2 separate regions of the Homo sapiens genome follow, and region 1 is linked to region 2. A link is a loop called in an ENCODE intact Hi-C map of the cell type or tissue named here. Cell type or tissue: IMR-90. All regions are shown on one strand. Region 1 overlaps CLEC16A (C-type lectin domain containing 16A). Region 2 overlaps CLEC16A (C-type lectin domain containing 16A).

Region 1 (5,000 bases), 110 kb before region 2:
GGTCAAACGATCCTCCCACCTCAGCCTCCTGAGTAGCTGGGACTAAAGGCACATGCCACCATGCCCAGATAACTTTTGTTTTTTTTTGTTTTTTTGTTTTGTGGAGATGGGGTTTCGCCGTGTTACCCAAGCTGGTCTCGAACTCCTGGGCTCAAACAATTCACCCACCTTGGCCTCGCAAAGTGCTGGGATTACAGGCATGAGCCATCACACCCAGCTGGAAAGTATAAATACTTAACTGCTAATGTGGGTTCATATGGTTGGCTGGTTGTGAAGTCAGGGTCTGAGGATTCTGGGGCAGAATAGGCTTGCTTATCTCCACATAAGGACATTGACAGTCTGTCTGTAGATACCAGTTTAGCAGTTAGGATGGTTTCCAGATGAATCTCTGGACACCTGTCACTTCTAGTAGCAGGACTCTCTGCCCAGCCGGATACTCCCCCAGGATATGGTGTGTGGAGCCAGTGGCTAGGAAAGTAGCAGCCTTGCTTCTCTGGGTTGTGTGTTTGCAGATTCAGAGCATTAATCGTTGACTTAGCTCCCCTGGTCGCTGCTGCAGGGCTTTCTTTACAACTCAAACTTGTATCCGATGTCAGCCGAGTCTCCCGTGTGCTGAATGCATCAGGCAGGATAGCACCCCTTCCGGCCAGGATTAGAGTTCCTGAGTCTTTTAGTGACCCTGACTGTACTCATGATCCCCCAGCTAATCAGTGCTGGTTCCAAGGCGCGCACATTCTTCTTCCTGAAAATGCTAATAGGCTTCTGGGAGAAGGTTGATTGTGAATATCAAAGGGTAAAGATAGACTTCTATAAATTAAGGGCCTTAATTGACCCATTGCAGACATTCCCACAAGGGAATTAGAGCTTGGTGTATATTCTCCCTTTTGGCTTTGCCATTGAGGTCTATCCCCTAATCCCTCACTGCAGTTACGGCTCTGAGGTGCCATTCTTGCCCACCGAAGTATTGAATGTGGCAGCTCTGGTCTATGTTTAAGAGGATTTGATATAATCAAAATCCAGAGTGCAACATGAGGTCCGGTACTAAGGAGCGTATCGTTGTCTGAGAAACAGTTGCGTCTCTCTGTTTCCTGGGGCAGAAGGTGGGCTGGACAACTGAGGAGGGTCTCAATGTCCCTTAGTACTTGAGAAGGGAGCAGGCTTTAGCCAGGGCCGCGGGTGACTGTGACCAAAGGCCCGGGGTTTTGGCCTTGGGCCAGCTAGCCAGAGAAGGGGCAGGTGCCTTCATTGCTACATCCTGGAGAAGCCAATTGGTAACAATGGAGTGGGCACAGTGGGCAGGGATGGGAGCAGGAGGCAGATGGGGAAGAAGCCTTGTGACTTAGACCCTAGCTGGCTTTTCTATATCTGTCCTGCAGTGTGTGACACAGAATGGGCTTGGGGCAGCCACAAGGCTGGAGGCAGCTCCATGTAGAATGGGGACCTTTTCTGATTGCGTTGGGCCATTGGTGACTTCTTCTGGGTTTCAATTAAAATCAGAAAATTGAGGGTGAGGACAGACAAATGAGGTACATGCCACTTCTGGCCTCTGTCCCCTGTGGCATTGTTAGTTTTCATGAGTGGGCCAGCCTCTTCGGATATTTGTGATTTTTAACCTGATTTTGAGTTACCTGAAGCCAGGTCAGTATTATTTATTCAGATATTCAGCAGATAATTATTGGGTATCTGCCGTATGCCAGGCACTGTTCTAGGCCCTGGAGATATATACCCAGTGAGCAAAACAAAAACCTTGACCTCCAGGAACTTGGGTCTCATGCAGAGAGACAGAGGAACAATAAAGCAAATAGTAACATCAGGGCACGTTAGATGTGAGAAGCCCTGGGAAAACAGTAGTGAAGCAGAGGATGGACATGGGCAATGCTCGGAGGCTGGAGTGTTACAGTTCTCAGTAAGGTGGCTGGGGTTGGCCTTGTTGGGAAGGTGAGGTGGAAGCACAGACTCAAAGGAAGCAAGAGAGTGAGTCATGTTGGTATCTGGAGGAAGAGCATTTTGGTCATAAAGAACATCGTGAACCTGGGAGGCGGAGCTTGCAGTGAGCCGAGATCATGCCACTACACTCCAGCCTGGGCGACAGAGCAAGACTCCGTCTCAAAAAAAAAAAAAAAAAAAAAAAAGAACAGCCAGTGCAAAGGCCCTGCGGTGGGATGGTGCCTAGTGTGTTGGAGGAACAGCAAAGGGCAATGTGGCAAGGGGATGGGAAGTAGGAGATGAGGTTGGAGAGAACAAGTGTCCAAGGGACATGGCACCTATGTGCCATTGGAGGACTCAGGAGTTGCTGTGGAAGGAGACTGGAACCTCTTCGTCTTTGTGTCCCCATGTCTAGCATGGTTCCTGCAGTCAACGTTGATTGTCTTGATGTGACAAGTCTCGGTACGGGAATCAAACACATATCTCTAATGAGCGGTGGACATCCGGTCTTGGCCAGTGTCAGAGTCCTTGAAACTGGTTTTGCTGCGGGATGCTTTGCCTGATGGGAGCCTGAGGGCTGCACTTGAGCAAGAAGGGAGCATTTTGCTCACTTCTCAGAGACCCCTGCCCTTTCTGGGCATTCCAGCAGAGTTCACAAGAGTGGCTTGGTGGTGTGAGTCATTCGTTTCATGCCTGAGGGCAGTGCAGCTCTCATCCCTGGAGGTGATTAATGAGTGGGAGTTTCCCTAGAGAGTTCTGAGGCCAGTTGAGTAGCAGATCCTGGCTGGCCTGAAATTGATTGCCTGCTGACCACTTGCTGGGTTGCTTATAACCTGGCCCCAGGACAGCTTCCTGGTAGCCTCCAGATACGCACGGGGACAAATTTGTTAGTTTCATGGGCAAAGAGAAGAAAAAATACAATACCTTACTGTTAACCACAGTCACCCTTCTGTGCAATAGAACACCAGATCTCACTCCTCCTGTCTAATTGGAACTTTGTACCTGTTGACCACCCTCTCCCCATCTTCCCCATCCGCATCCCTGCATCCCCTCCCTGCCCAGTCTCCTGTAACCACTGTTCTCCTCTCTACTTCTATGAGATCAACTTTGTTTAGATTCCACAAGTGAGATCATGCTGGAAGACAGAGTTTTGAATGTTCTCACCACAAAGAAATGATAAATACATGAGGCGATGGATATGCTAAGTACCCTGATGTGATCATTACATGACGTACACATATATTAAAACATCAAATTGTACCCCATAACCATGTACAATTATAATGCATCCATTAAAAAATAAAAAAGAAAAAGATAACATTAAATGGTTTTATTCACTCAAATAATATTGTGCTGGGTGACACTTGAGTTCTGGGTGGGTCATTTTCTGACATGAGCAGAATGTGCTCCATCTGTGAGGCAGAGGCTGGCTGCCATACTTACCCTTGTGCACTCCCTGCCTCGAGTAATTGTTGAGCCCCTACAAGTTGCAGGCAGGTGCTGTGAATGAACAAGACATCTGTCCCTTCCCTGATGATCTATTTGTGGGGGATAGACAGTAAGCCAGCTCATCCTCACAAATTTAAGATTTGGATATGGGAAGGAAATAGAAGCAACTTTGGGAGGTATGATGAGGGAAGCCCTCTAAGGAGGGAGCCTAATATTGAGAACTGAGGTCAGGGAGCTAGGCCTGCTGAGAGTTGAGGGGTTGGGTCGGGGGGCGTGGCCAAAACATGAGAAATGGTGAGTCAGAGGCCTCTGTGGGAAGGAGTTGGGTGTATATGGGATCAGGAGAGAGGCCAGCATTCAAGAAATATCCTGGGTTGGTGGAAGAGAGGGACGGTTTTCGTTTTATAGAAGATGAACCTGGCTGGGCTTGGTGGTTCATGCCTGTAATCCCACCACTTTGGGAGGCCGGTGTGGGCAGATCACTTGAGGCCAGCCTAGACAACATGGTAAGACCCTGTCTCTTCAAAAAAATACAAAAATTAACCGGGCGTGATGATGCGTACCTGTGATTCCAGCTACTCAGGAGGCTGAGGTGGGACCATCTCTTGAGCCTGGGAGGCGGAGGTTGCAGTGAGCCATGATCACACCACTGCACTCCAGCCTGGGCAATAGAGTGAGACTGTCTAAAAAAGAAAGAAAAGAAGTCAAGCTTACTTGTTTGTCTCATTGAACATCTCATTTCACGCTCATAATGAAAGAGAGCGAGGTGGTGTTATTGTCACACGCTCCCCATAAGGAAGCCAAGGTTCCGTGATTGTTCCTTTGGGATTGCAGGTGACTAGCCCCAAATCTCACACTGTTTCTATTCCAAGTCTTTTTATCACCACTTGCAATTATGTTTTCCAGTTTGGCATGAGATGTCAGGGCAGTGTAGCATTTTGGGCTGTTCTGAGTAACAGAATAACCAGTGTTTCACAGTTCATCTTTTTCAAAATATAGTAAAATACTCTTTCCAAAGAAATACCAAATAAGTGCTTGGTTTGTCATTGTTTAGTAAGGGAGTGTGAGATGCCTCATTTTGTGTGATTGAAGAGGCCTGTTCAATGCTCGTGATGATCTTGCAATTAATTCATCCCACAAGCATTCCCTCTTGATTGAATGCCAGAGACAGTGCCAGACATGCTGCTTGGCATTGAGAGGGACAGAGAAGGTGACCTGGGATGGGGAAGGCAAGGGAGAGGAGGCTGGCCCCCTACAGACTTAGTGACACGCCAGAGGTCACTTTCCAAGAGGAAATTGCAGCACCATCTTGACGTTACCTGCTCCTCATCTCAGCGTCAAGTGCTGAGCACGCGGCTGCAAGAGGCCTGTGAGTGCTGTGAGTCTGTTCCAATTCCTGAGAGATGGACATTTCCTTGCTTTACGCCTCTGCAGCTGCAACACTTGATAACTGGTAATTCATGGAGAAGAATGCCGTGTTCTCCTTGTTAATGGAAGCGGCCTGCTACCTTTGCATGTTCCCCACTCCATAGCATTCATTTTCTCCTTTACATTTCGGCAGTGCCGTCAAATCGCCTCACTGATGTTGCAGCTGTGCATTCTTCATGCATGTTGGGCTTTGGTTC
Region 2 (5,000 bases):
CTTATCTGAAAGATTTAATCAGCTCCCTCGCCCTTGACAGGTTTCTTTCTCTGTGTTTTGGGGGCCTCTGTAAGTGCCTTTTAATATTTCCATTGTGTGTGTTAATCTTTCATTAGAATTTGATGCATCAGAAATATTTTTAAAAAGCTTAGTTCAATTAATTTCCTTCCCTGCCCTATTATTTTACTTCCTTCTTTACCTGAATCATTAATGGCAAGGAGCACCGACACAGAACTGAGTTCAGGGCTGTTCTAATTAACTCCCGGGGATGTTATGAGCAATCCATCAGTCCTGGGGTTGCATTACAGCCTCCGTATTTACTGGTGTTTTTTCAGTGAGCTTTCCCTGTGTGTGAAAAATCCAGCAGCTTTTTGGCCCCATTGGTTTACGTCTGTTTTATGAATGGCCTGAAACGTCTTGCCCCAGTGTCTGAGAGTGTGATGAGGAAAAGGATTTTGTGCTTTGCTTTGTTTTTCAATTATCCATGGGCTGTGAGTTCCTTGCATTATAATAGCAGGAGCACAAACCTATGATCAGACTCCACCAACTTCAGTGTTGGCTCAGGGTATGACCTTGGGCAGGTTTGTCTCCTCAGCTGGCCCACGGGCGACAGGTGTAGGGAGGTCTGCCTCCCACAAGTGATGCCACAAGGCCAAGTGGTATGTAGACTTGGCTGTGTGGTAGAATCACTTGGAGAGCTTTAAGGCGCCCGGTGCCCAGGTCACACCCCACACCAATTAAATCAGACTGTCTGGGGGCAGGAGCCAGCATCTGTTTTCAGTGATCCCAGGTGATCCTACATGCAGTAGAGTTTGGGAGCCACCGCTCTAGGGATTAACCGAGGCCTCTGCAGCACGCACTAGCATGGTGGCAAACAATGAGTTCTCAGTGCCCACCCCTCAACAGAAAAGCCAGAAGATGGAGACACAGAAGTCAGATCCTGCTCAGCCCCATCTCCAAGGAACGGCCATGTGAGCCTGTGTACTGAGAATGCGTGCCTGTGCACGCCGAGGATGCAGAAAGGGACAGGGGACCAAGTGGCAGGTAGCCTTTTCTTCTAAACTGCTACCAGGTATTTGCATCCCAGCCTGTTTAGTGTTGCTGCTGAGTCCCCTCCACCTTCAAGAACTGTCAGCCTCTTCAGTAAGGAGACGTGGGGTCCCAGCTGTGGCTTCCTAAGAGCTGAGCGTGAGGGCGTTAGTGTGGCCATCCATAATGGTATTTGGGATCTGACAAGTCTCCAAACCACTTGTCCATAGACCCTCCAGGGCCCTGCACCCTGAGAACCAGCCTGGTGGGGCTGGAGTCCTAAAATCTGCACTTTGTCCCAGTACCGGGTGCCCCAGGCTGCCAATGGGCCTCCCTTCGAGGAACCCTGGATCTCTCCCAAGACGCTGTGTGTGAGCTTCAGCCTTTCCAGTTGCCTGCACATTCTCGCCCAAGTGCTGTGTGTGGGAGTAACTTTTCAACTCCTTCGTTCAAGAGCCTTTCCCACCCCTCCACTGGGCCCAGTCCTATGTGGGGGCCAGGACAGAGAGATGCCCAGGCAGTGAGCAGGTCAGACCCTGCTCATCCTCAGAGGCCAGGGTGGAGGGAGGCAGGTGACCCATGAGGAATCCCTTCCAGCAGTGAGACCTGTGGCACCCCATGCCCATTGATCATACCTACTTGCTCTGTGACACGGAGAGACAGCTGTGTGGGAATGGGCTTTCTGTGTGCTCTGCAGAGAGCGTGGCGGCTAAGGTGAGGCATGGGAGTCATAACCCCCAGGCTGAGTGAGCCAAGAGTGCATGTGGCCAGAGCGCCCCATTCCTTCCAGGTCAGGGAGCTCCAAGGCCCTGGGCCAGGCTGCTTCATGCCACCCGGGTTTGCCAGGACAGGTCATTCTCATGCACGGCTCATCGGCAGACGTGGAGCAGAGCTGTTTCCCACGGTCCCACACAGTGGACAGGGTCTCGTTTTCTTCCCTCTAACCCTTCGCTGTCCAACACGGTAGCCACTTGTGGCTGTCTAAATCTACATTAATGAAAATTAAGGTTAAATAAAATTAAACATTTCTGTTCCACTGTCACACCACATTTCAAGTGCTCAGTCGTGGATAGCAAGACAACGGAAAAAGGATATTTAATTGTATTTAATTTTAATTGAAATGCAAATAGCCACATGTGTGGTGGCTCTGTACTAGACAGCATGGTCGTAGGACATTTCCATCAATGCAGAAAGTCCTTTTGGGCAGCAGCGCTGTCTAGCAGGTGGGGTAAAATCAGGAAACAAGAAAGGCAAGGGTTTGGAGTCTTTCAGGATCCCAGCTCCGTCACTTTCTAGTGTGTGGCTGCATGCTGTCAACTCTGCTGGGGCCCAGGCGTCCTCGTCTGGAACTGAAAGCCCAGATTTGTGTGGCTACCTCCTCACCCAGGTGCGAGGACGGGGCAAAGTGAGGATGGTAACAGTAACAGAGGTGTGGACTGGGCACTTGCTCTCTGCTTTCATTCTTCCCTGCCTGGGACCCACGTGCTGTTTTCACCCCTGTTTACAGATGGGAAAGTAGAGGCCCAGAGCCTGTGCTGTGTTTAAGTGTCCAGCATGTGGCAGGAAGCAGAGACAGTGGGGATTGTGATTCTTACCTATCTAGCCAGAGTTGCACCTGGGGTTTGGAGGCACGGCTGACTGGGTACACAGGCTCTACACCCCTGCCAACTGTCTGACCACGGTGGCTCTGCCTATGACACACTTATTTACTATTGGACAGCCTGACTAGCTCTTTTCTTAACTTTTGCCTAAAAAAAATTCAATCCATGGCTTCCTAGCTCTGAACTTGCCTCTGTGCATCAAGCTGAAGAAGGTGCAGGAGTTTCAGAGCCAGTCATTCCTTAACAGGGAGGTAAGACTGCGGGGGACTCAGCAATTTGGAGCCTGGGCTTTCTCACCACCTATCATGCCCTCCTACGGTCCTGCCAAAATCTCCTGTCTCTCTTTCACCTTTCCCTTTCTCCGCCTGCTGGTGGATTTCCTCTGCCAAGAAATTAGCAAGAGCAGCTGAAGGCGGTGATGCACACGGCCCGGCCAAAGTGAAGTCACCCCTGCTCCTGCTGTGAAAGCTGCTGATCTCTTTCTTAGCACAGGCAGCCAAATGTGGTTTACCCTTCTGGTCCAGATTTCACTAACTTAGTGTGGCCCAGAGAATCTTTTTACAAGATTGGGGTTTGGTTTCAAGCACATGGAGGGACTTGGACCTGACTCACTTGGGCATTTCCTGCTTGGGGTCCTGGGAATTGACCTCCCGGAAGATAACATTAGCAGCACAACCTCAAGTCAGTTACTGACCCTCTCAGGGTCTCAGCTTTCTCATGTGTAATGTGCAGATAATGGTACTGCCTGGGCTGGGTGGTTTTGAGTGCTTAGCTCAGTGTCAGATGCTTATTAAATATTACACTGTAACTGTTAGTATCTGAAATTAGCATGGGTATATGTTTGCAAGTGGCTGGAACTTTTGAAGAGTTTATTTGCAGGGTTTGCAGATGAACTTTTAAACAAAGTCTGTAACGGGTTGAATATACCTTTCCATTGTGCTGGTACAGTTTATACTCACAGATTTCTTTCAGTTACTGCTTTATGGTCTGTCTGTTGAGACTGTGGCTGCGTGAGGGCCAGACCTTCATTTTCAGCCCTGCAGCCCTAGTACCTGGGACTGTGCTTGGCCCATAGTAGATACACAGTAACTGTTTGATGAATTAATAAATAAAGGAACAAATGTCATGTTATTTTTTCTTAATATGCTTAGTAAACTCTTTGTTCGTGTTATATTTTAAGTTCCAGTCCAGGTCTTCATTATAAGCTTCCAATTAAGGGCCTGAGTTACATTTCACTGAATAATGATAGGCAAAAACCTTCAGTTCTCGCAGTGATCTTCCTAGTGTCCCCAGTTCCTGGGCAACTATTTATAGTCCTAGGTGTGGCTTTAATAAGCCACCCTTGTTGATGGGTCCCCACCCTCCGCAGCCTCACCCCCAACAGTCCTCACTGCCCTCTTCCTCATATCCCAGCCCCAACAAAGGACAGGAGTTTCCCAAACTCACCATGTTCCCTCCTGCCTCTGGCCCATGGTACATGCCCCTTCCCTGCATGTCCTTGACTGTCGCACTCTGCGTGTCACACTCTGCGTGTCTTGTTCATTCTGTTTTCTCCCTACTGGGCTGTGAGGTCCTACAGAGCAGGGACTGAGCCTTTTATCTTGTCTCTCCAACACCTTGGATGTCCAAGGTAGGCATCCCTCCTCTCCACAGACGTCTAGTGAGCACATACCGTGTGCCTGGCCATGAGCAGTGAACAAAAATGACAAAAATCCTTGCCCTCATAGAACTAATGTTCTAGAAGATACTCCATAAAAGTTTCTTGAATGAATGGAGCTCCCTTTTTTATTTTGCCCTTCATGAATTTCATAAGTAGTTCGTGTACAAGTTCATTTTTTTCTTTTCTTTTCTTTTCTTTTTTTTTTGAAACAGGGTATCCTTCTGTTGCCCAAGTTGGAGTGCAGTGATGCAATTATGGTCACTGTAGCTTTGACCTCCCTAGGCTCAAGTGATCCTCCCACCTCAGCCCCCCGAGTAGCTGGGACCACAGGTGCACACCACCACATCCAGATAATTTTTGCTTTTTTTTTTTTTTTTTGTAGGGACACGGTCTTGCCATGTTGCCTAGGCTGGTCTCAAACTCTTGGGCTTGAGCAATCTGCCTACCTCAGCCTCCCAAAGTGTTGGGATTATAGGTGTGAGCCACCGCACCTAGTTCATTTTTAAAAGAATTAAAAACTCAGAGGGAAAAATAGTTTGAGATTCTCCATTTTTACCATGGCTGAAACGTAGTTTAAATAAGGCCATCTGATTGGGGGTGTGGTATTGTATTACACACAGCTGTGCTGATAAGATTGCGTTTCACTTAAATCACATGCTTCCAGAATGTTGCTCTGCTGCCCAAAGTTTATTAGTAATCAGTTTGAACAC

What was found. A loop is a pair of places that touch in the nucleus more often than their neighbours do. Peaks named below come from ENCODE experiments on the same cell type or tissue, not always from the same donor. Only the 100,000 strongest peaks of a DNase experiment are listed, where the experiment ranks them.
Region 1: it touches region 2 in a loop (3-fold over the local background); 7 of 110 quality-filtered maps call a loop at or near these places.

What each region holds. Positions count from the first base shown.
Region 1 is chr16:10,989,316-10,994,315 of GRCh38, forward strand. The region is part of intron 10 of CLEC16A (C-type lectin domain containing 16A); the gene reads left to right. Among named protein-coding and RNA genes, the nearest start is that of CLEC16A, 47 kb to the left of the region's middle. In IMR-90, no CTCF peak of the experiment used is centred here; DNase peaks (open chromatin) are centred at 2,606, 3,066 and 3,666; H3K27ac peaks cover 4,039 bases.
Region 2 is chr16:11,097,326-11,102,325 of GRCh38, forward strand. All of the region lies in intron 19 of CLEC16A (C-type lectin domain containing 16A), which reads left to right. Among named protein-coding and RNA genes, the nearest start is that of CLEC16A, 160 kb to the left of the region's middle. RefSeq lists an enhancer at 3,225-3,334. In IMR-90, a CTCF peak has its summit at 3,005; DNase peaks (open chromatin) are centred at 3,166 and 4,966; H3K27ac peaks cover 3,280 bases.